Linked DNA regions of Homo sapiens: region 1 is linked to region 2. A link is an interaction called in ENCODE POLR2A ChIA-PET data of the cell type or tissue named here. Cell type or tissue: HepG2. All regions are shown on one strand. Links, peaks and the distances in the headings refer to the core of each region. The heading gives the core; the rest is flanking DNA.

Region 1 (13,252 bases), core at 5,796-8,295, 120 kb before region 2:
TCACAGTTCACTGCAGTCTCAACCTCCTGGGCTCAAGCGATCCTCCCACCTGAGCCTCATTTAATCTTCAAAACAACCCTAAGAGATAAGTATTATTGTTCCCACTTCCCAGATGAGGAAACTGGAACTCAAGTAGGCACAGGGAGCAGGAACTGGCCCCAGGTTCTTCCAGGTTCAAAGTCCTACATTTTACCCATGGATCATCATCTCACCAGCCTCTGTGGGGAAAGCCTGCCTGGGTGCCAGCCCTACTGCCCACCAAGCTAGCGGAGTGATTCTCCCAGGGTGGTGCCAGTGACAAAGGGCAATGCATGGGGACGTCTCCATCATTGTCACACCACCACCTCCACCTTCACTGTGCCTCTCTCTAGGTTTAATCTTTCTTCCTTTTCCTCCTCACTTCCCTCTGTATTATCAATCTCCTTCCTGTATCGGGACTATTTCCTCAACAGGCCCGGGGAAGCTCTTGTCTATGGAAGTCCTCTTTGGCCTTAAGCTTCCCTCTAAGAGCTCCAGCAGATGAGTAACCTGTCCTCCTGCAAACACTGCCATGAAGTGCGTAGGCAGCTGCCTGCCTTCAGGGCTGGATGGACACCCTGTTTCCTTGCTCAATCCCTTCTGATGACTGGACTCTGTACACAGTGTGGTCAGTGGGTCAGCTCTGATCTGGAAGCTCCCAAAGGCAGGACACAAGATTTTCTCTGACTGTTCCCAGGCCCCAGGGCGTGTTGGGCACGGGAGCGTGTGGCACGGATGTTGTTCGTGATGAGGCATATTCTAGTGGTTTCCCAATTCGGTTGTGTACAACCCAGTGCTCTAGTGTTCAGTAAATACTTCCTTCCTCTTTAGGCAGAACACTGGCTCTGTGTTTTATTAACAGCACCTCATGCCTGGCCCAAAGAATGATTTGTGTGGCTTGGGCTGTTGGGGTCAGAAATGGCATTCATTCATCATTCACTCTGGAGGTGCTGTGTTTCTGAAGGAGAAGGGGACCTATCCTGGCAAACAAATCAGGGGCTTTATGGTAAACAAACTCCTCTCTTCCCAGCACTTGTTTCTTGCTCTCTGTTTTTGATTTTCTCTCTCTTTCACTTTTTTTTTTTTTTCACTATACCCGGGCTTCCTGAGTTCCTGACAATTTCTAAAGCCTCAAGCATGATCTCATCAGAAACTCTGGCTTCTTTTAACATTTCTTTCCCTTCTGCTGAGTCCTAGTCCATTTAAATTTCCTCTGTGACTCTGGGAATTTTTTTTCCTTGAGACACAGTCTCGCTCTTGTTGCCCAGGCTGGAAGTGCAATGGGCTGATCTCAGCTCACTGCAATCTCTGCCTCCCAAGTTAAAGCGATTCTCCTGCCTCAGTCTCCCAAGTAGCTGGGACTACAGGCATGCACCACCATGCCCGGCTGATTTTGTATTTTTAACAGAGACGGGGTTTCACCATATTGGTCAGACTGACCTCAAACTCCTGACCTCAAATGATCCGCCCACCTCGGCCTCCCAAAGTGCTGAGATTACAGGCGTGAGCCACCGCGCCCAGCCGGACTCTGGGATTTAAAGATAACCAAGTGAAAATAGGTTCATCCTCTTTGACTCACAGCCTGGCTGCCTGTGGAGGCAATGAGGAGCTGACATTCACCTGACCCCCGTCCTCTACTTTCGGGTATGCAGAGGCTCTCTTTTGCTGCCCGCGTCAAGTTAGAAGAGGCCACATGATTCTTCGGGACAGTGAACCATGAACAAAGGTGTACTGCAGTCATGTGTTGCTTAAAGACCCGTATACGCTCCGAGAAATGCGTCATTAGGCGATTCTGTCGTCGTGTGAACATTCTAGAGTGTACTCACACACACCTAAATGGGCTAGCCTACCACACACCTAGGCCATGTGGCATAGCCATTGCTCCCAGGCTACAAACCTATCCAGCATGTTACTATACTAAATACTGTAGGGAATTGTAGCACAGTGGTGAAGTATTTGTCCATCTAAACATAGAAAAGCACTTTGGGAGGCCAAGGCGGGCAGATGACTTGAGGTCAGGAATTTGAGACCAGCCTGGCTAACATGGTGAAACCCTATCTCTACTAAAAATACAAAAATTAGCCAGGCATGGTGGCAGGTGCCTGTAATCCCAGCTACTCAAGAGGCTGAGGCAGGAGAATCGCTTGAACCCGGGAGGCGGAGGTTGCAGTGAGCCGAGATCAGGCCATTGCACTCTAGCCTGAGGGACAGAATAAGACTCCGTCTCAAAAAAAATAAAAAATAAATAAATAAACATAGAAAAGATACAGTAGAAATACAGCATTCTAATTGAGTGGGCCCACCTTCACAGACGCAACCCATCATTGACAGAAAGGTCGTTATGCAGCGTGTGCTGTGCTCCCAGGCTAAGCGTTTCATTGCCGATGCTCAGCTCTTCAGTCCTCTCATTGTCTGCTGGCATGTTCCATATGGTGCAAAGTGCCAGAGAGGACATCGTTATGGCTTATGGCTTGTATATTGCAGCTACTCAAATAAAAAAAATTATTAATTTGGGAGATAAACTGGGAGATCAAGGTTCCAAAGGAGGAGAGGTTCGCCCCAGGGTCACATACAAGGGGAGCAGTGGAGAAACTGCATGGGCTGTGAAGGGGGCTGTATTGAGGATTTCACCAGTGGCTGGGAAACGGTGAGCTAGGAGACGTCGACGTCTTCAGAGGAGGATCAGGACTTGGGGGAATTTGTGGGTTCCCTGGCAGCCTCACAGTGGTTGTCAGACCCTTCCCTCTTTGGAATGTGCCATCACAAGGCATTACATGCAATAGGTGTAATGACGGTGCACTAGCAGGCACACAGTAGGGAGACTGACCTAATGCACAGTAGGTAGACATTAGTGCATTAACACACACACATAGTAGGACTGACTGTCAGCATACTAGCAGGCACACACAATAGCTGGCAGGCCTTGACCACGGACAGAGTATTTTTCTCTACACTGTGGAAGAATATCTGAGGTCCTCTTGAGAAGCGTGAACTACATTCAGCTAATTTTTTATATTTCGTAGAAATGGGTTCTTGCTTTTTTGCCCAGGCTGGTCTTGAACTCCTGGGCTCAAGCGATCCACCCGCCCACTCGCCTCAGCCTCCCACAGTGCTGGGACTATGGGTGTGAGCCACCGTGCCCAGCTCTGCATTTTATTTTTTGAGAAAAAACAATCATACACCCAAAGTGTGTTTATAATTTACATGCACAATTAAAAAAAAAAAGACAGAGGCCAGGTACGGTGGCTCACACCTGTAATCTCAGCACTTTGGCAGGCTGAGGCAGGTGGACCACCTGAGGTCTGGAGTTCGAGACCAGCCTGATCAACATGGTGAAACACTGTCCCTACTAAAAATACAAAAATTAGTTGGGCACAGTGGCTAATGCCTGTAATCCCAGCTACTTGGGAGGCAGAGGCAGGAGAATCACGTGAACCCGGGAGGTGGAGATTGTAGTGAGCCGAGATTGCACCATTGCACTCCAGCATGGGCAACAACAGCTAAACTCCGTCTCAGAAAAAAACAAAACAAAACAGGATCTCGCTCTGTCACCCAAGTTGGAGTGCTGTGGAGATCTCGGCTCACTGCAGCCTCGTGCCTCTCAGGTTCAAGCAATTCTCATGCCTCAGCCTCCCGAGTAGCTGGAATTACAGGCGCATGCCACCACACCTAATTTTTGTATTTTTAGTAGAGACGGGGTTTTGCCATGTTGGCTAAGCTGGAATATACACAATTTAAAGAATAATAAACAATCACCTGTGTCCCCGACACAGAATTTAAGAAGTCCAAGACCTTTGAAGACTCTTGAATGACCTCTCCCAGATGCATATCCTCCTTTCTTCACCAGAGACTCAGTATCCTCCAATTTGCATTAATCGGTCCCTTGCTTTTCATTGTCATTTAATCCTATACATGTGTATCCCTGAGCAATGCATTGTGGGTTGGCACATTGATTCCACTGCATATGTGACCCAGTCCCTCTCCCTAACTTCTGGTGGGTGAGCTCAGTGGAGTTCTCTTACCAAGGTAGATTCCTCCAAGCAAGGGCTGGCCCTTTTTCCGTTTTCTGTGACCTCAGACAGCGACTCTGACCCAAACGAGCAACCACAGGTCATAAGGAGATAATCCAAGAAGGCTCCTTAGAGCAGGGAAAATTGAACCTGGGAAGGATTTGGATAAACAGGAAGGGGAAGAAAGGGAATTTTTGGAAGAGAGAACAGTGCAAACCAAAGCAAGTTCATAGCCACACACATTCAGGGCATCTGTTGGGAGCCTGTGGGGGTGCTAAGTTTGGACAGGCAATGGCTGGAATGAACGTGCTCTGGGCAGTGAAGGAGACGGGGTGGGGGGCATACATCCTTCATCCATGAAAAGCGGCACATGCTGTCAGGTTGGCCCAGAGATGCCTCAGATTCATCAGGTAAGGCTCAGCCATACCGAGGTAACAGACAGTTTTCCTTCTCACCCATACAAAGGCGGCTGCAGTGACTCAAGAAAATCTCCCCTTGGGGCAGTAATATCATGACCCATATGGGGAATCTTCCCTCCTCTCTCCCAGCTGTGAGTTGACAAACTGTAGCCGTGAAGCTGCTGCCAGTTTTTGTAAATAAAGTTTTGCTGAAAATTAGCCAGGCATGCTGGTGCTCCCCTGTGGTCCCAGGTACTCAGGAAGCTGAGGCAGGAGGATGGCTTGAGCCTGGGAGGTCCAGGCTGCAGTGAGGTAAGAAGGAGCCACTGGACTCCAGCCTGGGTGATTGAGACCCTGTCTCAAAAAAAATTTTTTTTATTGGAACACAGCTATAGAAATTTTTTTTTTTTTTTTGAGACTGAGTCATGCTCTGTAGTCCAGGCTAGAGTGCAATGGCGCTATCTCGGCTCACTGCAATCTCCGTCTCGCAGGCTCAAGCAATTCTCGTGCCTCAGCCTCCCAAGTATCTGAGATTACAGGTGCCCGCCCCCACGCCTGGCTAATTTTAAGTAGATACAGGGTTTCACCATGTTAGCCACGCTGGTCTCAAACTCCTAACCATAGTGTGTCCGGAATTGGTGGGTTCTTGGTCTCACTGACTTAAAAGAATGAAGCCGCCAACGTTACAGCTCTTAACGTGGCGCGTCTGGAGTTTGTTCCTTCTGACGTTCAGATGTGTTCAGAGTTTCTCCCTTCTGGTGGGTTCGTGGTCTCGCTGGCTCAGGAGTGAAACTGCAGAACTTTGCTGTGAGTGTTACAGCCCTTAAGGTGGTGCATAGCACTAGCAAGATTTATTGCAAAGAACAAAGCTTCCACAGTGTAGAAGAGGATCAGACCAGGTTGCCACTGCTAGCTCCGGCAGCCTGCTTTTATTCTCTTATCTGGCCCCACCCACATCCTGTTGATTGGTAGAGCCCAGTGGTCTGTTTTGACAGGGCACTGATTGGTGCGTTTACAATCCCTGAGCTACACACAAAGGTTCTCCACGTCCCCACCAGATTAGCTAGATACAGAGCGTCTACACAAAGGTTCTCTAAGGCCCCACCAGAGTAGCTAGATACAGAGTGCCGATTGGTGCATTCACAAACCCTGAGCTAGACACAGGGTGCTGATTGGTGTGTTTACAAACCTTGAGCTAGATACAGAGTGCCGATTGGTGTATTTAGAATCCCTGAGCTAGACATAAAGGTTCTCCAAGGCCCCACCAGAGTAGCTAGATACAGAGTGTCGATTGGTGCATTCACAAACCCTGAGCTAGACACAGGGTGCTGATTGGTGTGTTTACAAACCTTGAGCTAGATACAGAGTGCCGATTGGTGTATTTAGAATCCCTGAGCTAGACATAAAGGTTCTCCAAGGCCCCACCAGAGTAGCTAGATACAGAGTGTCGATTGGTGCATTCACAAACCCTGAGCTAGACAGGATGCTGATTGGTGTATTTACAATCCCTGAGCTGGACATAAAGGTTCTCCACGTCCCCACCAGACTCAGGAGCCCAGCTAGCTTCACCCAGTGGATCCCGCACTGGGGCTGCAGGTGGAGCTGCCTGCCAGTCCCGCGCCGTGTGCCCGCACTCCTCAGCCCTTGGGTGGTCGATGGGACTGGGGGCTGTGGAGCAGGGGGCGGCGCTCATCGGGGAGGCTGGGGCTGCACAGGAGCCCACGGAGGGGGTGGGAGGCTCAGGCATGGCGGGCTGCAGGTCGCGAGCCCTGCCCCGCGGGAAGGCAGCTAAGGCCCGGCGAGAAATTGAGCGCAGAGCCGGTGGGCTGGCACTGCTGGGGGACCCAGTACACCCTCCGCAGCCGCTGGCCCGGGTGCTAAGCCCCTCATTGCCCCGGGCCGGCAGGGCAATGAGCCCTGCCATTGGTGCGGAGCCCGCCAAGCCCACGCCCACCCAGAACTCCAGCTGGCCTGCAAGCGCCGCGCGCAGCCCCGGTTCCCGCTCGCGCCTCTCCCTCCACGCCTCCCTGCAAGCTGAGGGAGCCGGCTCCGGCCTTGGCCAGCCCAGAAAGGGGCTCCCACAGTGCAGCGGTGGGCTGAAGGACTCCTCAAGTGCCGCCAAAGTGGGAGCCCAGGCAGAGGAGGCGCGGAGAGCGTGCGAGGGCTGTGAGGACTGCCAGCACGCTGTCACCTCTCAATAGGTGATCTGCCCACCTCAGCCTCCCAAAGTGCTGGGATTATAGGCATGAGCTACGGCACTCGGCCACAAATTAAAATTTTTTATTTTGTAGTACAGACAGGGTCCCACTATGTTGTCCAAGCTGGTATTGAACTCCTGGGCTCAAGTGATCTGTCCACCTCGGCCTGAATAAAATGATTATACTGCCATTTCTTGATTTATCAATTTTAGAAATTATTTATTTTCAATTACAGTAGATCAATATTTACATACTTAAAACTGCTACCTCTACATCTGCTTCCCACCCACCATCCTGCAGGGCGCACCCACGGAGATGGGGCTGAGACCTGGCCTGGGCAGCTGGGGGCCTCTTGGGGCACTGGTACATGTTCGTAGTCCCAGCTGCCCAGGAAGCTAGGGCAGAAGGATCACTTAACCCGGGAGGTCGAGGCTGCAGTGAGCTGCATTGCACCACTGCACTGCAGCTGGAATGACATTGAGACACTCTTAAAAAAAAAAAAAAGGGCGGGCCAGGTGGGAAAGCTGCCTTGTATCTGAAGTCAGTGCCTGCCACAACAATAGGCCTCTTGTGTTTTGGACATGAAGCTATAGTGGCCTAGCTCCAGGCCCATCCATTTCTGTCCTCCCCAGAGAAAGTGGCTGGGAGTCCTGAGTCTGAGCAGATAACTAAGGACCCCTGAGAAGGAGGACCCTCCTTAGAAAGCTTTTACTTCTTGTCTTTTCCTTAGCAGAGAGGCAACCTCCTGTGTCCAGCCAAGTGTCTCTTTGAAAAGATTGCCAGCGCTGGGCATGGTGGCTCATGCCTGTAATCCCAGCACGTTGGAAGGCCAAGGTGGGCAAATCACCTAAGGTCAGGAGTTAGAGACCAGCCTGGCCAACATGGTGAAACCCTGTCTCTACTAAAAATACAAAAATTAGCCAGGCGTGGTGGTGGGCGCCTGTAATCCCAGCTACTGAGGAGGCTGAGGCAGGAGAATCGCTTGAATCCAGGAGGCAGAGCTTGCAGTGAGCCGAGATCGCACCACTGCATTCCAGCCTGGGTGACAGAGCAAGTGTCTCAAAAAAAGAAAAAAAAAAAAAAAAAAGAAAGATTGCCAGGGACTCACCTACCATTAGACACACCTAGCAAGCAGAGGCAGGGCCACCTTATCACTGGGTTGGCAGGTACAGGACAGAAAGTACTCACCAGTCAGAGTGCTGCTTTTAGGAAATGCCATTAACTGTGCTGGGAGTGGTGCGGCCTTTGTCCCTTGTGGGACATGTGACAATTGGTGAAAAATGTAATCTGGCATAAGCCAGCAATGAATTCATCACTGGGGAATTGGCTTTCACCATCCTGCTGCTTCCAACAGCACAGATAAGCTTTTGTATCTTTTCAGTATCATTGAGGGAGAGCTAAGGGGGACTCCAGGGGGCGGACAGGGCTTACAAAGTCGAATGTGATCATTAAGAGAGCCAGCTCTGGAAGCAAACACCAAGTATCTGGGCTCAAATCTCAGCTCCCTGAGCTAGCGAGTGATGTTGGGCAAATCACTTAGCGACCCTGACCTCCTTCATTTTCCCTTTTATTAACTGGGGATATGCAGAGTCCCACCTAATTGGGTAGTTGTGAGTATTAAATGATGTAACCCAGGCCAGGCATAGTGGCTCACACCTGTAATCCTACCACTTGAGGAGGCCGAGGCAGGTGGACTACTTGAGCCCAGGAGTTTAAGACCAGTGTGGGCAACATAGCAAGACCTTGTCTCAAAAAAGAAAAAAAATTATTAAACGATGTAAAATCCAAATATAGCACAGAGCTGGGCTCTTAGTGTGTTCCCAATAGACAGAGCTCTTCTCATCACCCAGGAAGACTGGGATATGCCTGGAGTAGAAGCAGCCCTTCTGCTCAGTTTCCTTCCTCTTTGAGGCAAAAGAATAGACACACACACACAAAAAATGGCTAGGCGCAGTGGCTCATGCCTGTAAACCCAGCACTTTGTAAGGTCAAGGTGAGAGGATCGCTTGAGGCCAGGAGTTCAAGACCAGCCTGGGCAAAAAAAATAAAAATAAAAATCAGCCAGTTGTAGTGTTGTGTGCTTGTAGTCCTAGCTTCTTAGGGGGCTGGGCTGGAGGATTGCTTGAGCCCAGGGGAGTTGAGGGTTGCTGCAGTGAGCTACTACACTCTAGCCTGTGCAACAGAGCAAGACCGTGTCTCAAAAAAAACAAACAAACTGGCTGGGCATGGTGGCTCATACCTGTAATCCCAGCACTTTCAGAAGCCGAGGCGGTCAGATCGCTTGAGGCAGGTAGTTCGAGACCAGCCTGGAAAACATGGCAAAACCTTGTCTCTACTGAAAATACAAAAATTAGCCGGGTGTGGCAGCGCATGCCTGTAGTTCCAGCTACTAGGGAGGCTGAGGCACGAGAATCGCTTGAACCCAGGAGGCAGAGGTTGTAGTAGCCGAAGTCGTACCACTGCACTCCAGCCTGGGTGATAGAGCGAGAAGTTGTCTCCAAAAAAAGAAAAACAAAGCATAAATTTGCAAGGAAAAATAGCAGCAAAAAATAGGTTATGTTAAACAAACAAAGGCTAGCAATAGCGTTGGAAATCCTCAAAAGGAGAAGAAAACCATCGCACCACCAGTGCCTCCTGGACCCGAGCCTTCAGGGAGTGTGTGAGTCCAGCCTGGCCCAGCTGCCTTGGCGCTGCTTGTTTTCATTGTCTTCTTATTGGCCCTTTCCCATTCTCCTTCTCCTCTCAACACCTTTCTACTTCTCTTGGCCACCTTGTCCTTTTGTCCTGGCATCTTGAAGAAACAATAGGGAAGCAAGAAATAAAAATTAGAGGATGGAAAAAAGAAAGGAAGAAAGGAAAGGAAAGGAAGGGAGGGAGGAAGGAAATGAGCTTTTGGATCAACCAAACCTGAATCGAATCCCAGTGCTACCATCAGTCAGCAGGGAAAAGCGAGTGTTCATGACCTTGAGTGGATTTTGTTTCCTCTCTGAGCCTTGGGCCTATTGGGAGTTCTGAGAGCCCTCAGATTCCATCTTTCAGCTTTGTTGGATCTGTTTGGATTTAGGGAAATAAGAGGTGGAAAGGAGGAAGAAAGGAACAAAAATTTATTTTTATTTTTTATTGTCATTATTTTTGAGACAGAGTCTCACTCTGTCGCCCAGGCTGGAGCGCAGTGGCACGATATCGGCCCACTGCAACCTCCACCTACGGGGTTCAAGCAATTCTCGTGCCTCAGCCTCCCGAGTAGCTGGGATTACAGACTACAGGCACGCACCACCACGCCTGGCTAATTTTTGTATTTTTTTTTTTTTTTAGTAGAGACGGTGGTTTCACCATATAGGCCAGGCTGGTCTTGAACTCCCGACCTCAAGTGATCCGCCCGCCTCGACTTCCCAAAGTGCTAGGATTACGGGTGTCAGCCACTGCGCCCGGCCAGAACAAGAATTTAACGCACTGCAGAGATGGAGGTTGGGAATGCCAGTTCTCTACCCTTCCCCCAAACCCATTACCCAAGAGAGCTGGTGTCCTTTTCTCCCCATCCCCACAGAGGCGGGGAGGGTTCACTCATTTCAAGCATCTCCAGTGGAACTCTTAGTGCCCTCTATAGATCTTTTGGGGAAGGGGCCCTTTGAGAGTCCCACGGAAGTGACAGCTGCAGCGGGAAGGGAGGTAGCATGGGTGAGCTAACCACTGCCTCGCTCCACCGCTGGACACTCTTCCCCTCCACTGTCCCTCAGCAGCCCCATCTGTGAAATGAGATTCTGGATTTGGGGGAGGATTGAAATGAGTTAATAGACATTCAAGTCTTAGAGAGCTGCCTGGCTCACAGGAAGTGCTTGGTAACTGGCAGCTGCTTGTTATGGTCCGGCTATTGTGTGCCTGTTTCAGGACTCATTCAATGACTTGCATTCACAACAACCTTGTCATCCGGGAACGGAGGAAATACTGCTAAGATTGTTTCTCTTCTTGGTTGCTGCCTCACCGCTTGTCCTGGAGCCCAGACCATTGATGTAACAAGGATTTTCTTTCTGAGGATACCATGTTTTATTTGTGATTCAAGCCTTTTTTTTTTTTTGAGATGGAGTCTCGCTGTGTCACCCAGGCTGGAGTGCAGTGGCACAAAATCGGCTCACTGCAAGCTCTGCCTCCCAGGTTCATGCCATCCTCCTGCCTCAGCATCCCGAGTAGCTGGGACTGCAGGCGCCTGCCACCATGCCTGGCTAATTTTTTGTATTTTTAGCAGAGACAGGGTTTCACCATGTTAGCCAGGATGGTCTCGATCTCCTGACCTCGTGATCCACCCGCCTCGGCCTCCCAAAGTTGCTCTATTTTACCTACCATACATTGTCCTCTCAGATTAAAATAATAGTACCTTCAGTTAATAATACCTTGCATTTAGGAAGTTGCTTTCCTCCCATCAGCTCAAAGCCCTCTACAAACATGACCTCATTCATTCTCCCAGGAGTGGGACAGTCCTAAGTTTCCCAGCTACTCATCTCCAACCGGATTCTCAGAAGCCAAAATATGGATTAAGCACTTCCATGTCTCAGGACCACAAATCACGGGCTCTGTTGCTCTCCTTCCTTCTTCCTGAGTGACCTTAGGCCCACAGAAGATAACTAGTACCTGAGTCTCTCTGGCTTGGGGGCCTTGCCCTCCATGCCCCGCCCAGGTGCCCACAGCTGGGCCCTGCAATTGTTAAACATTACATAAACTGGATAAACTGCCTTGATTTCCAGGAAATAACAGGTTTGGCAACTTTGGACTCTTGCTTTCCTTGGGAACTTACTTCTGAATTAAGACCTACGGGCTCATAGGGGACATTCCACTACAGCCAGAAATGTCTCTCCCCAGGGTAGACCCTCCTACTCACGGCCCTGGCATGTTTGACACCCGCATGTACTTATGAAAACCTGGAGCCCCACAGTGACAGTACTTCCTTCTTCTGGGCTGCTTGCGGCCTGAGCTCCCTGGCAGTGTATGCTGCCAGCTGCTCACTTTTGTTTTCACCTTGCAATTACTGGACGGGAAGGCTGCAAGCTATACTGGAGTCTCCAGCCACACGCCAGGTCCCAGCCCACGTGTACTTCAGGGCCATTCCCAGGAAAAAGCTGACTCCTACTCCTTCAAAACAAACAAATAAACAAAAAACGAACCAAATGGAATGAGCTCATGATAGTACCTGAATTTGTTTTTCATCAGTACAGAAACATTAACATTAATTGTAATCTTCTTCTTGTTTGTAAACTTTAAAAATACATACTGTCAAGTTTTCTTAGATAGGGAGTTAAATCCAATTTAGGCAAAGTCAAGATAGAACCACGACGTGCTTTCTTATTATAAGCCTCCTTCTGTTCTGCAGACCTTTAGCTGGTTAAAATACACTCTGTAATTAGTAGTTCAGATAAAAAACTCACAAAGTTCTCCTGAAACAGAAACTCTTAACAGTGAATCCCTAACAATATTTATCTTCCCAATCTCTTCTGCCCCTTCCCCAATCTGCTTAAACTCCTAGTTCTTTTCCTACCCCCACAATTCTCAAACACAGCCCTGAAGATCAAACTCTAATCCAGAAGATGGAAGCTCAGCACATACAAACAAATTTGGGGCCAGGCATGGTGGCTCACACCTGTAATCCCTGTGCTTTGGGAGGCTGAGGCAGGAGGATCACTTTAGTCCAGGAGTTCAAGACCAGCCTGGGCAACAATAGTGAGATCTCATCTCTACCAAAAATTCAAAAATTAGTCAGGCATGGTGGTGTGTGCCTGTAGTCCCAGCTACTCGAGAGGCTGAGGCAAGAGGATCGCTCGAAGTTACAGTGAGCCATGATCATGTCACTCTAGCCCTATCTAACAACCACCACCACCAAATTTTGGACTTTAAAGGGCTACCACTGAGAAACAGTATCTCTGTAGAAACACTCACTGTTTGTTATTGTTTGTTTTTATTTGGTAGAGATGGAGTCTGTGCTATGTTGCCCAAGCTGGTGTTGAACTCCCGGCCTCAAGTTATCCTCCTGTCTCGGCCTCCCAAAGTGCTGGGATTATAGGTGTAAGCCATCCCAACCCCAGACTCCACCCCTACTGCCACCCGTTGTTTTTTTAAAAGATGGTAGAAATTAAAGCTTCATCTTAGCTTTCGTGACAAGCAAGAGAAAAAAAAAAAAAGAAAATTAAAGCTTCAGTTAGGTCAACCGATTTAACAAGAAAAAATTCTTGACTTGGCATTTTGGCCACTGAGAAAGTCTCACTTTTTTCCTTGCATATTTCCTTGCATATCGTATTTATTGTACATAAATCTTGGCTTCCATCTTCAGAGAGCAAAGTCTTTGGTCTAAAAACTGAGAAAATACTGCTCGATCCTTGCGGTGGGTAGTGATTAGAAGAGGGCAGGACGCGGGTTCCTAGGGTGCAAGTAACGTTCTGTTAATTGATCTGGGTGTTCACTTGGTGAAAAGTCTGGAAGCTGTACCTGCGACATCGCACTTTCCTAATGTACGTTATATTTCAATAAAAGATTTTTTTAAATTGGACTGCTTGAAAGTTATTTTTAAAAATTACATGCTTTTGAGACTTGAGCAGCTGCAAAGGCTCTGTTTTCTATTTTGATCATTCTGTTTCTCGAGATG
Region 2 (15,666 bases), core at 8,505-11,004:
AAGAAAGAGGGAGAGAAGTGAGGGAAGGGGCCACCTTTTGGGGAGAGCTGGTGTCTGTGAGAAAAGGCCTCAATCTTTTTTTTTTTTGAGATGGAGTTTCGCTCTTTCGCCCAGGCTGGAAAGAAGTGGCGTGATCTCAGCTCACTGCAACCTCCAACCCCCAGGTTCAAGTGATTCTCCTGCTCATCCTCCCGGGTAGCTGGGATTATAGGCGCCTGCCACCACACCTGGCTAATATTTGTATTTTTAGTAGAGACGGGGTTTCACCATGTTGGTCAGGCTGGTCTCGAACTTCTGACCTCAGGTGATCCACCCACCTTGACCTCCCAAAGTGCTGGGATTACAGACGTGAGCCACCCCGCCCAGCCCCTCATTTTTCTCTTTCTCTCTCTCACCTGACCTCAGGTGATCTGCCTGCCTCGGCTTCCCAAAGTACTAGGATTACAAGTGTGAGCCATGCCTGAGCAAGCCTCACTCTTTTTTTTTTTTCTTTTGAGACAGAGTCTCGGTCTGTCACCCAGGCTGGGGTGCAATGGCGCGATCTCGACTCACTGCAACCTCCGCCTCCCGGGTTCAAGTGATTCTCCTGCCTTAGCCTCCTGAACAGCTGGGATTACAGGTGCCTGCCACGACACCCAACTAATTTTTGTATTTTTCGTAGAGACGGGGTTTCACCATGTTGGTCAGGCTGGTCTCCAACTCCTGATCTCAAGTGATCTGTCTGCCTCGGCCTCCCAAAGTGCTGGGATTACAGGCGTTAGCCACCGTGCCCGGCCAAGCCTCACTCTTTTGAGAGGACTTGACTGGTTTCTCTTGAAACCAGATGGAGGTTGTAGGGGTTGGGGACACAGTGGAATCACTGTCTGTCAAGTGTGTGGGAGGGCAGGGAAGCACACCTGTGTTCCTGCTGGCTGTCTTGGCTGTGCATTGGCTGCTCTGCCCTGGGGCTCCTGAGGTTTGGAAAGCACTGAGGGCTGGGACCACCCATCCCTTCAGGAGACGTTTTTGTTTGTTTGTTTGTTTTTTGAGACCAGTCTCGCTCTGTAGCTCAGGCTGGAGTGCAGTGGCACAATCTCGGCTCACTGCAACCTCCACTGGAGGGGTTCAGTCAGGATGGTGGGAGAAATTGTAAAATAAACACAAACTTTCTTGGAAGGCCTGAAGGTTTTTGCAAAAGCCTCAAAATAGAGTTATGGCTGAAGGCAGCCTAATCCTCTTTGAGTTATAGCAAGGGTAATTAACACAGGAATGTAGAGGAGTCTATCTAAATAGCTTGTTTACCCACGTGGTCCTAAGACTAACCTTTGACCATCCATGGGTGCAAGATTGCTGTCTACCTGGGGGGTGAGCAATGGTAATTACCTTCTAGTGGTGTTTACTTGAGACGTTTGTCATTTAATGTGTGCTGAACAAATGCCAGCAGGGCCAGCCAGTCGAGGCCATGGCTGCTATTCTTTACAGCACCTTCCTTGGTGTCTGTGAGGGGCCCAGACCCTTAGCTGGACTGACAAGCAGAATATCTGTGTCAGTGTAAGTTATTCATCCGTCGTTGGGTCAGGATCTGCGGGACGGACTCCCCCCACCCCCGCACTGTACCTCCCAGGTTCAAATGATTCTCCTGCCTCAGCCTCCTAAGTAGCTGGGATTACAGGTGTGGGCCACGACACGTGGCTAATTTTTGTATTTTTAGTAGAGACAGGTTTTCACCATGTTGGTCAGGCTGGTCTTGAACTCCTGACCTCAAATGATCTGCCCATCTCGGCCTCCCAAAGTGCTGGGATTACAGGCGTGAGCCACCGCACCTGGTCCCCTTCAGAAGATGGATGCTGAACCTAAGGGCCCAGAGTCAAGTCTAGAGTATGGTCGAGTCCAGAGTATGGGAATCCCAGTCCTGCGGATTACGGGACTGGGAGTGGGGGTACCCTCTCAGAGCAATATGGCATGAGGCCACCTCCTGGAGTCAGCAGAACGTGTCACCCAGGGGAGCCGCTTAGGAGACCGCCTCTCATCAGCAGGCCTGAGCAGCTGTCCCTTGGCCACACCAAATCAGTAGAGCCCTGGTTCTCAGTCAGTGGCAAGTGTGTCCCGCAGGGGCATTTGGCAAGGTCCGGAGACATTTTTGGTTGTCACAACTTGGGGGCTGCTACTGGCATCTGGTGAGCAGAAGCCAGGGACGCTGAGGAACAGTGCACTGACAGGCCCCTGCCGCAGAGAATGAGCCAGCCCCAAACATCAACAGTGCTGAGCTTGAGAAAGCCTGGTCTCTGCAACAAAGCCCCCAGCAAGGGGAAAGCAGCGCCACCACCCATCAGGCCCTGCGGGAATCACATCTGCTTTCAATTTCTCTCCTTCCTGCCGCAGCCTCACAGAATCAGCACAGGGATGGGGCGGTGGGGGAAGAGACGTGCCGTGTCTTCACCCCAGTGTTGGCGCCTGTGCTGGGAAGGGATGAGGGTCTTTTGAGGCAGGATTGACTTTTTTTTTCATTTTTTTTTTTTTTTTTGAGACAGTCTCACTCTGTCGCTCAGGCTAGAGTGCAGTGGTGCGATCTTGGCTCACTGCAACCTCCATCTCTCTGGTTCAAGCGATTCTCATGCTTCAGCCTCCTGAGTAGCTGGGATTACAGGTATGCACCTCCACACCCTGTGCTAATTTTTGTATTTTGAGTAGTGATGGGGTTTCACCATGTTGGCCAGGCTGGTCTCGAACTCCTGACCTCAAGTGATCTGCCCACCTTGGCTTCCCAAAGTGCTGGAATTACAGGCGTGAGCCACTGCGCCCGGCACTAGGCTGTCTTAATAGCAAAACATGGCTAGAAAAATGTGGAATCATACTGAGTGCCCTCGTGGGGAATCTTATGCTCAGTGGAAATGGAGATTTCGAACAAACAGAGCTGGTGGTGTTTATCAGAGAAAATTAAACCTTTTGTTAATGTTCACTTTAACAGGACATGTGTCCTTCATGAAACTGGCTACATATGTGCATCGCTTAGCCCGGGGCCGGCACAAAACAAGAGCTGGATAAACGTTAGCCGCTTGTATTGAGAGGGAAGTGAGCCGGTGGTGGTGCTGCATGCCTGTAGTCCCAACTGCTTGGGAAGTGAGGCAGGAAGATTGCTTTAGCCCCAGGAGTTAGAGGTTACGGTGAACTAAGACTGCGCCACTGCACTCTAGCCTGGGCGACACAGCATGAACTGCTCTTCAAAAGGCGGTGGGGATTCTAACTCCTGTCCCTGGAATCTGGGTTGGTCTCAGTGACTTGCTTGACCAAAAAGTGGTAGAAGGGACATTCTGGGATGTCTGAGGCTCAGGCATGAAAAGCCTTGCAGCTTCGGCCTGGGTCTCCTGGACTGACTACTCCTGGGACATTCCCTCCTGGAGCCCTGCCGCCATGTCACACAAGGGGCCACACTCTGGCCAGCAGCCCCAGCTGAGCTGACAGCTGACAGCCAGCGCCTGTTATCATCGCCATGGTAAGGAGCTGTCTCAGATGTTTAGCCCCGCTGACGCTGCAACCACCGGAGACTCCAAGTGAGGACCACCCAGCTGAGACCCATCAGCCGGCAGCCCACAGTGGGGGTTAGTAAATTACTGCTTCAGGCCACTGCACTTTAGGATGGTTCACTACTCAGAAGCAGATAATGTGAACACTTCCCCAGGGAGTCAAGTGCTTTCAGAAACATATGCTGTTTTCTTGGATGAAAAATTGTCTTTCTAGTGATTATCCAGGAAGGGTTCACACAAATGGGATATCAGGGCTGGTGGAAAGACACGAGTCGGACACCGTTATGAGCCCAAGTTCCAGACTGTGCATAGAGCCAACTCCTAAGCCAGGTAGCCTTGACCTGAGAGCTTCCCAGCACCTCCTTCCCCTTCCCCACTGACCCATGGCTTCCTCCTTCATTCTCCTCTTCTCATCATTCCTTTCCCATTCCTTCACACATTTCAAGCTGCTATTCCAAAACTACCACCATGGAAACACGGTCAGGTTCTTAGAAACCTAACCCATATTGGGAAATAACAGTGCGGCGAGAGGTGGAGGCAGCAGGAAAATTCTAGGCTAACATCCTAGCTGGCCACCAGGGTGCGGTCTCAAAGTCCTCATGGTAGGAAGGTAAGTTTATCTTCATTTTACACACTAGGGAAAATAGACTCCCTCAGTAATTAAATACCAATTAGCTCTTAAGAAAAATGCATTTTCAAAATTGTATTACTGTTCAACAGGGAAATAGGATTTAATTTAGCTTTTTTTTTTTTTTAATTCACAAGAGCGCCTGCTTTGACACCACCTAGCGGGAGCCACTGTAGGAACGGCAAAGCCAGGCCTGACCCCGCTTCTCGTAGAGCCTGGGTGGCAGCCAGTGCTGTCACTGTTCCCACATTCCCACGCCGGTGTCTGGGAGGATGTGGGGAGAGATTATAATAGTATGTGTCATTTCTGCAGTATGCCTGATTCATTTCCAGATGTGAAATAGTCACTGGGATCACTATAGTTCCTAATGCCTTTCTTTTTTTTTTCTTTTTTTGAGACAGAGTTTTGCTCTTGTCACCCAGGCTGGAGTGCAGCGGTGCGACCTCAGCTGACTGCAGCCTCCGCCTCCTGGATTCAGGCAATTCTCCTGCATCAGCCTCCCAAATAGCAGGGATTACAGGCGCCCACCACCATGCTCGTCTAAGTTTTGTATTTTCAGTAGAGATGAGGTTTCGCCATGTTGGCCAGGCTGGTCTCGAACTCCCGATCGCAAGTGATCCGCCCGCCTCAGCCTCCCAAAGTGTTGGGATTACAGGTGTGAGCCACCGTGCACGGCCTAATGCCTTTCAAGAAGTTTTCTGTGGCAATTACACAAATCTCCCTGAATCCTTATTTAGTTTGTTCATCTACTTGGAAAACAGCCTTCCTTTATACTAAGTCAGTAGTTCCCAAACTTGTCTGTACCTTAGAATCACTGGGGAACTCTGGAAAATTCCAGACCAGGCTGGGTACAGTGGCTCATGCCTATAATCCCAGTACTTTGGGAAGCTGTAGTGGGAGGATCACTTGAGCTCAAGAGTGGCCAGCCTGGGCCACATAGTGAGACTCTGTCTCTACCAAAAAAAAAAAAAAAAAAAAAAAATTGGGCACAGTGGCATGCCCCTGTGGTCCTAGCTACTCGGGAAGCTGAGGTGGGAGGATTGCTTGAGCCCAGGAGGTTGAGGCTGTAGTGAGCTGTGTTTGTGCCTCTGCACTCCCACCTGGGTGACAGAGACCCTGTCTCAAAAAAAAAAAAAAAAAAAAAAAAGAAAGAAAGAAAATGAAAAATTCCAGAGCAGTGAGTGAAGTCATAGTCATTGGCAGTGGGGCACAGGCTCTGCAGGTGATTCCTACGTGCTCCCTAGTTGGAAACCTCAGTGCTAAATGACCCCAGAAGTAGATGCGGCCCTCAGCCATTCCCTAGGCAGGCACCCTTGTGTGCATCTGTTGCCTTCTCTCCAGAAAGCAGCTTTTCTTAAGGGATAGCCCGAGGCCAAACTCAGGAGTCCTCTTAGTACTTACCACATCCGAGCGTGGTGGCACGCGCCTGTAGTCCCAGCTACTGGGGAGGCTGAGGCAGGAAAATCACTTGAACCAGAGAGACGGAGGTTGCAGCGAGCCAAGATTCCTTTTTAAATAGCGGACATTTTAAATAATAATAATAAAAAGAAAAATAAATAATCTGTGGTGAAATTCACATAACATCTTAAAGTGCATAATCAGTGGCATTAAGTACACTCACAACGTTGTGAAACCACTACGTCTATGTAGTTCCAAAACATCTTCATCACCCCAAAAGGAAATCCCATGCCCAGTAAGCAGTTCTACCTCATTCTCCCTCTCCCCAGAGTCTCTGGCAACCACCAACCTGCCTTCTGTCTACAAATTTGCTTATTCTGGACATTTCGTAGAAATTGACTCATACAATAGGTGACCTTTTGCATCTGGACTCTCACTCTGCGTCATGTTTTCGAAGTTCATTCACGCTGTAGCATGTGTCAGGACCTCATTCCCTTCTATGGACAAATAATATTCCATTGTGTGACTAGGCCACATTTTCTTTATCCAGTCATCCATCAACATTTGGGTTGTTTCCACCTCTTGACTATTGTGAATAATGCTTCTATGAACATTCCTGGATGAGTTTTTGTGTGGACATGTTTTTATCTCTCTTAGGTACAGACCAGAACTAGAAGTGGAATTACTAGGTCATATAGTAACCCTATGCTTAATTTTTTAAGGAATCTGAGTCTCTCATTCTAAAAGACATTTTTCTCAAGCACCGGTTGGTAAATCTGGCTTAGTTTTCCACATCTGTGAAGACCATTTTCATGGGTGACATGCCAGCCTTCCTTGAGCATACGTGACACGCAGGCTGTTGGTTTAGAACTAGAATTAGGTTCCTGCTGTTCTGCTCAGGGTCCTTGCAGATGAGAAACCCCTGCCACACTGCCCTCCTGCAGCAGCCGTCACCCAGACAGCCACCCAACCATGCTTCTTTTTTTTTTTTTTCTGAGACGGAGTCTCGCTCTGCTGCCCAGGCTGGAGTGCAGTGGCACGATCTCGGCTCACCACAAACTCCACCTTCCAGGTTCAAGCAATTCTCCTGCCTCAGCCTCCCAAGAGGCTGGGACTACAGGCGCGCACCACTATGCCCAGCTAATTTTTGTATTTTTAGTACAGATGGGGTTTCACCATGTTGGCCAGGCTGGTCTCGAACTCCTGAGCTCGTCATCTGCCCGCCTTGGCCTCCCAAAGTGCTGGGATTACAGTCGCGAGCCACCGCGCCCGGCTCCAAGCATGCTTTTAAAAACTAAATTGATCAGGTGTGACTCATGCCTGTAATCCCAGCACTTTGGGAGGCCGAGGTGTGCAGATTGCTTGAGTCCAGGAGTTTGAGACTAGTCTGGGTAACAGAGTGAGACCCAGTCTCTAGAAAAAATACAAAATAAAAAAAAAAGTAGCTGGGGGTTGTGGTGCGTGACTGTAGTCCCAGCTACTCAGGAAGCTGAGGTGGAAGGATTGCTTGGGCCCAGGAGGTGGAAGTTGCAGTGAGCTGGGATAGCGCTACTGCACTCCAGCCTGGGTGACAGAGTGAGACCCCATCCGGAAGAAAAAAAAAAAAAGATTTGAGGCGGAGGTTGCAGTGAGCTGAGATGGCGCCACTGCACTCCAGCCTGGGGTGACAGAGCAAGACCCTGTCTCAAAAAAAAAAAAAAAAAAAGACTCAGGCCTCCGAGACAAGCACGCTCTTCAGCGTCCTGGGCTTTGCTGTGGCTCCTGGCTCCCGCTCAGCCTTTCCCAGGCGGCATGCTCCTATACCACTAAAGGCTGCAAATTGAGGTGACAGATCTGCTAGTGGGACTGCACATGCCTCTTCCCTCAGGAATGACACGCCTGCCAAGAGCTGAAAGGAGGCAGAGCCAACCCTGAGTTTATCATCTTTTGCAGTTATTGAGTGTTTTCTTTCTTTAGAAGCTCAAAATTCTCAATCTGAGAGTCAAGTAATGGCAGATACTTGTCACACGGCAATTGGAATCGGAACTCGGTCTTTTTTTTTTTAGGCGGAGTTTCGCTCTTGTTGCCCAGGCTGGAGTGCAGTGGCGCAACCTCAGCTCACTGCAACCTCCGCTTCCCGGGTTCAAGCAATTCTCCTGCCTCAGCCTCCTGAGTAGCTGGGATTACAGGCATGTGACACCACGCCCAGCTAATTTTGTATTTTTAGTAGAGACGGGGTTTCACCATGTTGGTCAGGCTGGTCTCAAACTCCTGATCTCAGGTGATCCGCCCGCCTCAGCCTCCCAAGATGCTGGGATTATAGGCGTGTGCCACTGAACCCAGTCTTAAATGGTTTGTGCTTGTTTGCAAATGCCGCACGTCCTGATGCTATAGATTTTTCTAGGCCATGCAGAGTCACGAAGACTGATGTGTCTTTTTAACTCTGCATTGGGACCATCTGTACCTCAAGGGACCCATCAGCCTGCTGTGCCCAGCCAGGAGGAGGTGGAGTGTTGGACGGTGCCTTTCCTGGCCCTCCATTGCTGCAATGCACCCGGCTCCCTCCCTGGGGTGCCGTGCTGCATCTGCCAGCGATTCCAATGGGAGAGGTCTGCCTGCGGGCATTTCTTGAGGATTTTTGTGTGCAGAACCTTGCTGATTATAGTTCTAGGGAAGATGCGAAAAGAGAAAAGAAAAGGTATGTCCTCCAGCCACTTGTATGCTCCTCACTGATCTGAAAGGAGCACTCTCTGGGCCCTCTCAATTTTTTTTTTTTTTTTTTTTTTTTTTTTTTTGAGATGGAGTTTTGCTCTTGTTGCCCAGGCTGGAGTGCAATGGCGCCATCTCGGCTCACCACAACTTCCGCCTCCCGGGTTCAAGCACTTTTCCTGCCTCAGCCTCCGGAGTAGCTGGGATTACAGGCATGCGCCACCACGCCCGGTTAATTTTTTTTTATATTTAGTAGAGACGGGGTTTCTCCATGTTGGTCAGCCTGGTCTCGAACTCCCAAACTCAGGTGATCTGCCCGCCACGGCCTCCCAAAGTGTTAGGATTACAGGCGTGAGCCACTGCGCCCAGCCCCTCAATTTTGTTTTTTAAAATAATTTCAGTATTAGCCTGCATGCGTTGAGGTATCAGAGACATTAAAATATCAAACTTGCAGGTCCCCTGAGGTCAGGAGTTCAAGACTAGCCTGACCAACATGGAGAAACCCTGTATCTACTAAAAATACAAAAATTAGCTGGGAGTGGTGGCAGCCGCCTGTAATCTCAGCTACTTGGGAGGCTGAGGCAGGAGAATCTCTTGAATCCAGGAGGTGGAGGTTGCAGTGAGCCAAAATCGCACCACTGCACTCCAGCCTGGGTGACAGAGTGAGGCTCTGTCTCAAAAAAATATGTTAACAAAATAAAATTAAAAAATCAAACTCTCCAGCCCTTATAAAGGTAATCACTTGGTTACCCATTCAGTTTCAAAATGGTGAGTTTCAGGCACTGCTAGGATCATCAAATGGTGCCTTGAAGGAAAAATGACATCTTAACTCATTCTCAAGATGCCAGTCACGTTGCCGTGATCAGGACTTTAGGGCAATGAGCAAAGAGAACAAGGAACTCTGCTGTCTGAAACAGCTCTCCTGTCGGATCAGCCTAGCGTCACTCCTGTAGCTGCACAAAAGCTCATGGGCACCAGCCTGGAATTAGGCGTCCCTTGTCCTAAGCACCCCTCCCCAGCCCCAGCTGTCCAGCCCATCCTGTCTAATCATTACTTAAATTACCAGGGTTGTGTCTGGAAAGAATTGAAGGGTTTGACCTTCAGAAGACAAGCCTCCAGGGGAGGGGAATTTCTATTTTTTGGCATGTGGATAATGAACACAGGGGAGGGCAATCCCTGCTCCGGGCTCCATGTCTTTTTCCAGCTTGTCAAAATAGGACGTCCACACCCTCCTTTGCCCCCAAGTCCCCCCACTAATTGGCATCAATCGAGGAAGTCTGAGCGACTGCATGTTTAGGTAAAAGAGGAAAGGGGTGGGGTGGGGCGCAGTGGCTCACGCCTGTAATCCCAGCACTTTGGGAGGCCGAGGCGGGCAGATCACAAGGTCAGGAGTTCGAGACTGGCCTGAACAACATGGAGAAACACCGTCTCTACTAAAAATATAAAAATTAGCCGGGCATGGTGGTGCATGCCTGTAATCCCAGCTACTCAGGAGGCTGAGGCAGGAGAATCGCTTGAACCCAGGAGACGGAGGTTGCAGTGAGCCAAGATTGCGCCACTGCACTCCAGCCTGGGTGACAGAGCAAGACTCCATCTCAAAAAAAAAAAAAAAAAAAAAATAGAGGAAAGGAGTGAACCCCTGAGTGGCCAGCTGGGTGCCTCAACGGGGTGTCTCCAAAGGCAGCTTGTGCTTGTTTGTGACCAGGGTGACAAAGGACTTCACTGTCCTGTAGCACAGATGAGGTTCCACCCTCAGGTGGGTGGAAACAGCCCAGGCCATTAGTGCAAATCCCCTGCCTGGCCCAGGGCCACGTTCAGCCCACTGTCTGTTTGCTTTGGGACCCACCCAAGGTCACATTTTAGCTTTTGAGAAATGTGAAAGTGGAAAACATTGCAAAACAAAAAGCCCCTGGAAAACTGTGCACACACCCATCCCCTCAGCCTGATGCTCCAGCTTGGCTGCTAGGAGATCAATGCAGCTCTGCCTTCCTGCTCCCTGTGCAGAGGTGCCGGCTCCTGCTTCCTGGTTCCCAGCTTTCCTTTTGGGAACTGCCTGAGGTGGTTTGACACACAGCTGTTGGGCTTCTCTTCCCTTGAGGTCTCTGAACCAGGGCACCCATGCAGGTAAACACAAAAGCGGAGTGGGGTGGAATGGGGGTGCTGGCTGTAGCCTCGGCAGAAGGGGACCCGCCTCTCTCCTCACGAGTATCCAGGATGTGGGACTGGATATTGACCAGACCAGAACCCACTTTGGGCCCACATGGGAGCTAATGTCAGCAGGGGCCTGTGGACTGTTCCCATTGAACGGCTCTTCCTGCTAGCTGTGGTTCTCAGTGTGGCTGGCCTGGTCCAGCCTGGCACAGGACAGGACCTGGGAGGGCCACACATTTCCCACCTCCATTTTGTGCCCAGGGGACCTGTGCCAGCAGCAAGCCCTTCCTGCAAAGCAGTGTGGGGAATTCTGCCAGGCTGCAGATGGATGGGCCGGTCTGCTTCCACCCCTTCCTCAGGTGCAAAGTTGGGGTTTTGCGATCCTGTAATTACTATGTTTAGCAAAGTTGCCAATTTCTCCCTTTAGGGTAATTTTCAAAAATGGAAACCAATTTTCTTTGTAGGGGCTTCTGCTGGATAAACCAACCACCACAAAGTCTACAGAAACATGTCTCCACCCCAGCCTCACTCCACAAATGCTTCTTTGGTGGAAGGCTGGTTCCTGGTTTGTGTTCATTTGGGTAGAGCTGGGGAGGGAGTAGGAGTCAGAAATGAAGGTTCTGGAGCCCAAAAGCCACTGTTCCCAGACTAAGTTTGCCTAATCATCTGTGGTTGGCAAAACCCCTCAAAGATGTCCACGTCATAATCACTGGAACTTGTGAGTGCGTGTTACCCTATATGGCAAGAGGGATTTTGCAGATATGATTACGGATTTTGAGAAGGGGAGATTGTCCTGGGTTCTCTGGGTGGGGTGAATGTCATCACAGGGTCCTTATATGAGGGAGGCAGGAAGGTCAGAGTCAGAAGAGTTGTGTCAATGGGAGCAGAGGTCACACAGAGATAGACTGGAAGATGCTATGCTGCCGGCTCTCGAGGTAAAGGAAGGGGCCCTGAGCCAAGGGATGCAGGTGGCTTCTAGAAGCCAGAAAAGGCAAGGGAACACAGCCCTGCAATTCATCTTATATTAGGTTGGTGCACGAGGAACTGTTTTTTTTTTTTTTTTTTTGAGACGGAGTCTCACTGTCGCCCAGGCTGGAGTGCGGTGGCGCGATCTCAGCTCACTGCAACCTCCCAGGCTGGAGTGCAGTGGCGCAATCTTGGCTCACTGCAACCTCTGCCTCCTGGGTTCAAGAGATTCTCCTGCCTCAGCTTCCCGAGTAGCTGGGACTACAGGCACACGCCACCACGCCTAGCTAATTTTTTATTTTTAGTAGAGACGGGGTTTCACTATGTTGGCCAGGCTGGTCTCAAGCTCCTGACGTCGGGTGATCCACCCGCCTCAGCCTCCCAAAGTGCTGGGATTACAGGAGTGAGCCACCGCACCCGGCCTGTTTGTTTTTTGAGACAGAGTCTCACTCTGCTGCCCAGGCTGGAGTGCAGTGGCACGATCTCAGGCTCACTGCAACCTCCGCCTCCCAGGTTCAAGCGATTTTCCTGCCTCACCCTCCCGAATAGCTGGGACTGCAGGTGTGCACCACCACACCCAGCGAATTTTTGTAGTTTTTAGTAGAGAGGAGGTTTCACTACGTTGGCCAGGCTGATCTCGAACTCCTGACCTCAGGTGATCCACCCGCCTGGACCTCTCAAAGTGCTGGGATTACAGGCATGAGCCACCGCTTCTGGCCTGGGGAAATTGCGTTTTTTGGCATTAAAAGTAATGGTATTAGCAACCATTCTAATACTTCTGATCTTCTGCAAGATAAAAAATTTGTGTTGTTTTAATTGTGTGTAGCAATAGGAACCTAATACCCCATCCAACACGACACTCAGCTTTGCTCTTCCAAAGACTGGGGAAGAAACCCATCTGCTCAGGAAGCTGAGGATGCCATACGCCAAGGTGTAAGATAACATCTGAAAGTCAAGGGAGCAGGAGCACAGGAAGTCTGGCTGCCAGCATAGGCATAAACAACTCCTCCCAGTAGATCACACCTTGGCAAGGCTGGGAGGATGGAGGCCTGGCAGCCAAAAACCCCTTTCCTCCTGTACCCTTAGGAGACTACACTATCTTCTATCAAGACCCCTGGTATTGTTACATCTTTTCATTCAAAACTTGAAACACTGGCCAGGTGCAGTGGCTCATGCCTGTAATCCCAGGGCTTTGGGCAGCTGAGACGGGATGATTACTTGAGCCCAGGTGTTTGAGACCAGCCTGGGCAACATAGGGAGACCACATCTCTACAAAAAATAAAAAAACAAAATTGGCTGGGCTTGGTGGCATGCACCTGTAGTCTCAGCTACTAAAGGGGATGGAGGTGGGAGGATCACTTGAGCCCAGGAGGTCGAGGCTGCAGTGAGCTGTGACTGTGCCACTGCACTCCAGCTTGGGTGACGATGTAAGACCCTGTTTCAAAAAAAAAAATAAATAAAACATGAAACACTGATTCACACTAGGGCCCTAATAACTCACTGGTTTTCCCTCCGAGTCATCTGTAGCAGAAAAAGAACAGGCCCACGGGCCCTACGGAAAAAGTTCCAACTCTTTCCCAGGGAGAGGGCCCTCTGAAGGTGAAGGCAGAGACGGGGACGACGCAGCAGCAAGACACGGATGACCAAAGGCTGTCGGCAAACCACCAGGACACAGGCCTGGGACAGAGTCACAGCCTCAGAAGGAACCAACCCTGCCAACACCGTGATCGTAGACTTCCCAACCTCCAAAACTGTGAGACAGTCAATTTCTGTTGTCTACGCCACCAGGACACTAATACAAATGCCTATAGATGCTGGGCAGGCAGCTGAGACAAATGGAGTGGGTAGGGCTGCAGCTCGCCACCTTGAGAGGGCTCTGAAGAGAATCACCCTGAATTGCAGCCACAGTCAGCAGCCTGGAGGTGAGGGCATGTGACAGGCAGAGCCCAGAGGCCCAGAAGAGACCTGGGTCCCCAGCCTCAGCAAGGACGACAAGGACAAGGAGACCACCCAAGGGATAGAGCTAGGGTCACCCCACCATACACTCATCATAGTCAAACCACTGGGGAGAATCAGAAACTCGGGCAAAGCACACACTCCCTGCAAGCAGCCAAGAATCTCGCATGACCAGTCTGGTCCTCTGGATCTCCACATGTGGCCACGTGTGGCGCGTGGCATCCCCTCCACCCCAATGCCTGGTATGGTCGACCTGGAAATGACATCTAGGAAACTGAGAATGGAAAGCCATGTGGGGGCAGCGCTAAGCTTTTTTTTTTCTTTTTCTTTTTTTGAGACGGAGTCTTGCTCTGTTGCCCAGGCTGGAGTACAGTGGTGCAATCTCGGCTCGCTCTTGGGTTCAAGCAGTTCTCCTGTCTCAGCCTCCTGAGCAGCTGGGACTACAGGCACCTGCCACCGCGTCCGACGAATTTTTGTATTTTTAGTAGAGATGGGGTTTCATCATCTTGGCCAGGCTGGTCTCAAATTCCTGACCTCGTGATCCACCCGCCTCAGCCTCCCAAAGTGCTGGGATTACGGGCGTGAGCCACTGCGCCCAACCAGCCCTAAGCTTTTTTTTTTTTTTTTGAGACATAGTCTTGCTCTGTCCCCAGGCAGGAGTGCAGTGGCACCATCTCAGCTCACTGCAACCTTCGCCTCCCGGGTCCAAGCGATTCTCCTGCCTCAGCCTCCCAAGTAGCTAGGATTACAGGCATGCACCACAACACCCAGCTAATTTTTGTATTTTCAGTAGAGACGGGGGTTTCACCATGTTGGCCAGGATGGTCTCAAATCTCCTGACCTCATGATCACCCGCCTTGGCCTCCCAAAGTGCTGGGATTACAGATGTGAGCCACCGTGCCCGGCCCCTAAGCTCAAAGAGCTTGTGAGATAGAACCTCCCCCTTCCCCGGTCCTTGCAACCCCCTAGGCAGTAAAGTACCATAAAAAGGGAAAAACCGGAGTGGTGGCTCATGCCTATAACCCCAGCACTTTGGGAGGCCGAGGCAGGCGGATCACTTGAGGTCAGGAGTTTGAGACCAGCTTGGCCAACATGTGAAACACAAACTCTACTAAAAATACAAAAATTAGCTAGGTGCAGTGGCTCACACTTGTAATCACAGCTATTCGGGAGGCTGAGGCAAGAGTATTGCTTGAAACCGGGAGGCAGAGGTTGCAGTGAGCCAAGATCGCGCCACTGCACTCCAGCCTCAGCCTGGGCAACAGAGCGAGACTCTGTCTCAAAAAAAAAAAAAGGGAAAGAAGTTGAGGTCAAGGAAGACCTTGAGGCTATGCAATTAGGGAGCTGAAATCTCCTAGGGAAGGTAGCTTCAGGGAAGGGTGAGATGGCAGGAATCCTCTCCTCATAAAAGCAAGTAATTTGCCATCTGGCAGCCTTGACTCCAAGTTTCTGGAGAGCTGGGACCAGGCCAGGTGAATGCCTGCTTTCTTTCTCGGGAAAAGAAAAAAGGGGGTTCTCAGGTGTGTCTCCCTGGGGAGGCTGCCCACAAGGAAGGGGAGGCTGGGGAAGTTAGAAAAAGTCTCCCACCTGTGAAGCAGATTACCTGCAAGCCAAGCTCTGGGTTGGTGATCAAATCAGACCTCTCTGCCGGCCCAGGCCTGTTCCCAGGCCCACGGTGGGCCTTGCTGAGCACAGCGGCTGCTCAGCTGTTTCCAGACTCAGGATGAAGCCTGGGGAGGGCTTGGAGCTGCTTCCTCTTTCTTTTTTTTTTTGAGATGGAGTTTCGCCCTGTCACCCAGGCTGGAGTGCAATGGGACGATCTCAGCTCACCACAACCTCTGCCTCCTGGGTGCAAGCAATTCTCCTGCCTCAGCCTCCCAAGTAGCTGGGACTACAGGTATGCGCCACCACACCCGGTGTAGAGACGGGGTTTGAGACGGGTTTCTCCACGTTGGTCAGGCTGGTCTCCAACCCCCGATCTCAGGTGATCCACCCACGTCGGCCTCCCAAAGTGCTAGGATTACAGGAGTGAGCCACTGCGCCCGGCCTGCTGCTTCCTCCTCCTCAGGGAGACGCCACAGCTCTGCGGCAAGCAATCCACCAGGCACCAGATCCCCAGATACCTGCCCTTCAGGGAGAAATAGCCTGGGATACAGAGAGGCCCAGAGGGGAGCTCTGGCTGGACTTGGCTTCTCAGCGTGGGGTCTGGGTTCACAGGTTTGCTTCTCTGCTTTGTGGGGAACTGGTTGGAGGCTTGTGCAAGCCTCTTCACCTCTCAGGGTTTCAGGCCCCCCCAACTCCTTCCCGCCTTGTCCTTTTTTCTTTTTTAAAAAAGGAAGTAAAGTACAGTGGGAAACGGGCCAAGCTGGCAGCTTG

What was found. ChIA-PET counts read pairs that join two places held together with the same protein. Peaks named below come from ENCODE experiments on the same cell type or tissue, not always from the same donor. Only the 100,000 strongest peaks of a DNase experiment are listed, where the experiment ranks them.
Region 1: POLR2A ChIA-PET joins it to region 2 with 7 read pairs; 9 of 35 experiments call an interaction of 5 or more read pairs at or near these places.

The regions. Positions count from the first base shown.
Region 1 is chr17:76,251,591-76,264,842 of GRCh38, forward strand. It overlaps LOC105371896 (a long non-coding RNA gene), which reads right to left. Exons shown (of 6, transcript XR_007065913.1): 1 at 11,013-13,252; 2 at 9,532-9,674; 3 at 8,864-9,415; 4 at 4,041-4,178; 5 at 2,322-2,502. Among named protein-coding and RNA genes, the nearest start is that of UBALD2, 7.1 kb to the right of the region's middle. RefSeq lists enhancers at 520-589, 11,503-11,592, 13,161-13,210 and a silencer at 10,398-10,692. In HepG2, for the core only: no CTCF peak of the experiment used is centred there; DNase peaks (open chromatin) are centred at 7,151 and 7,921; H3K4me3 peaks cover 1,312 bases.
Region 2 is chr17:76,366,472-76,382,137 of GRCh38, forward strand. No RefSeq gene overlaps it. Among named protein-coding and RNA genes, the nearest start is that of SPHK1, 10 kb to the right of the region's middle. RefSeq lists enhancers at 1,682-2,182, 2,183-2,683. In HepG2, for the core only: no CTCF peak of the experiment used is centred there; DNase peaks (open chromatin) are centred at 9,280 and 10,020; H3K4me3 peaks cover 962 bases.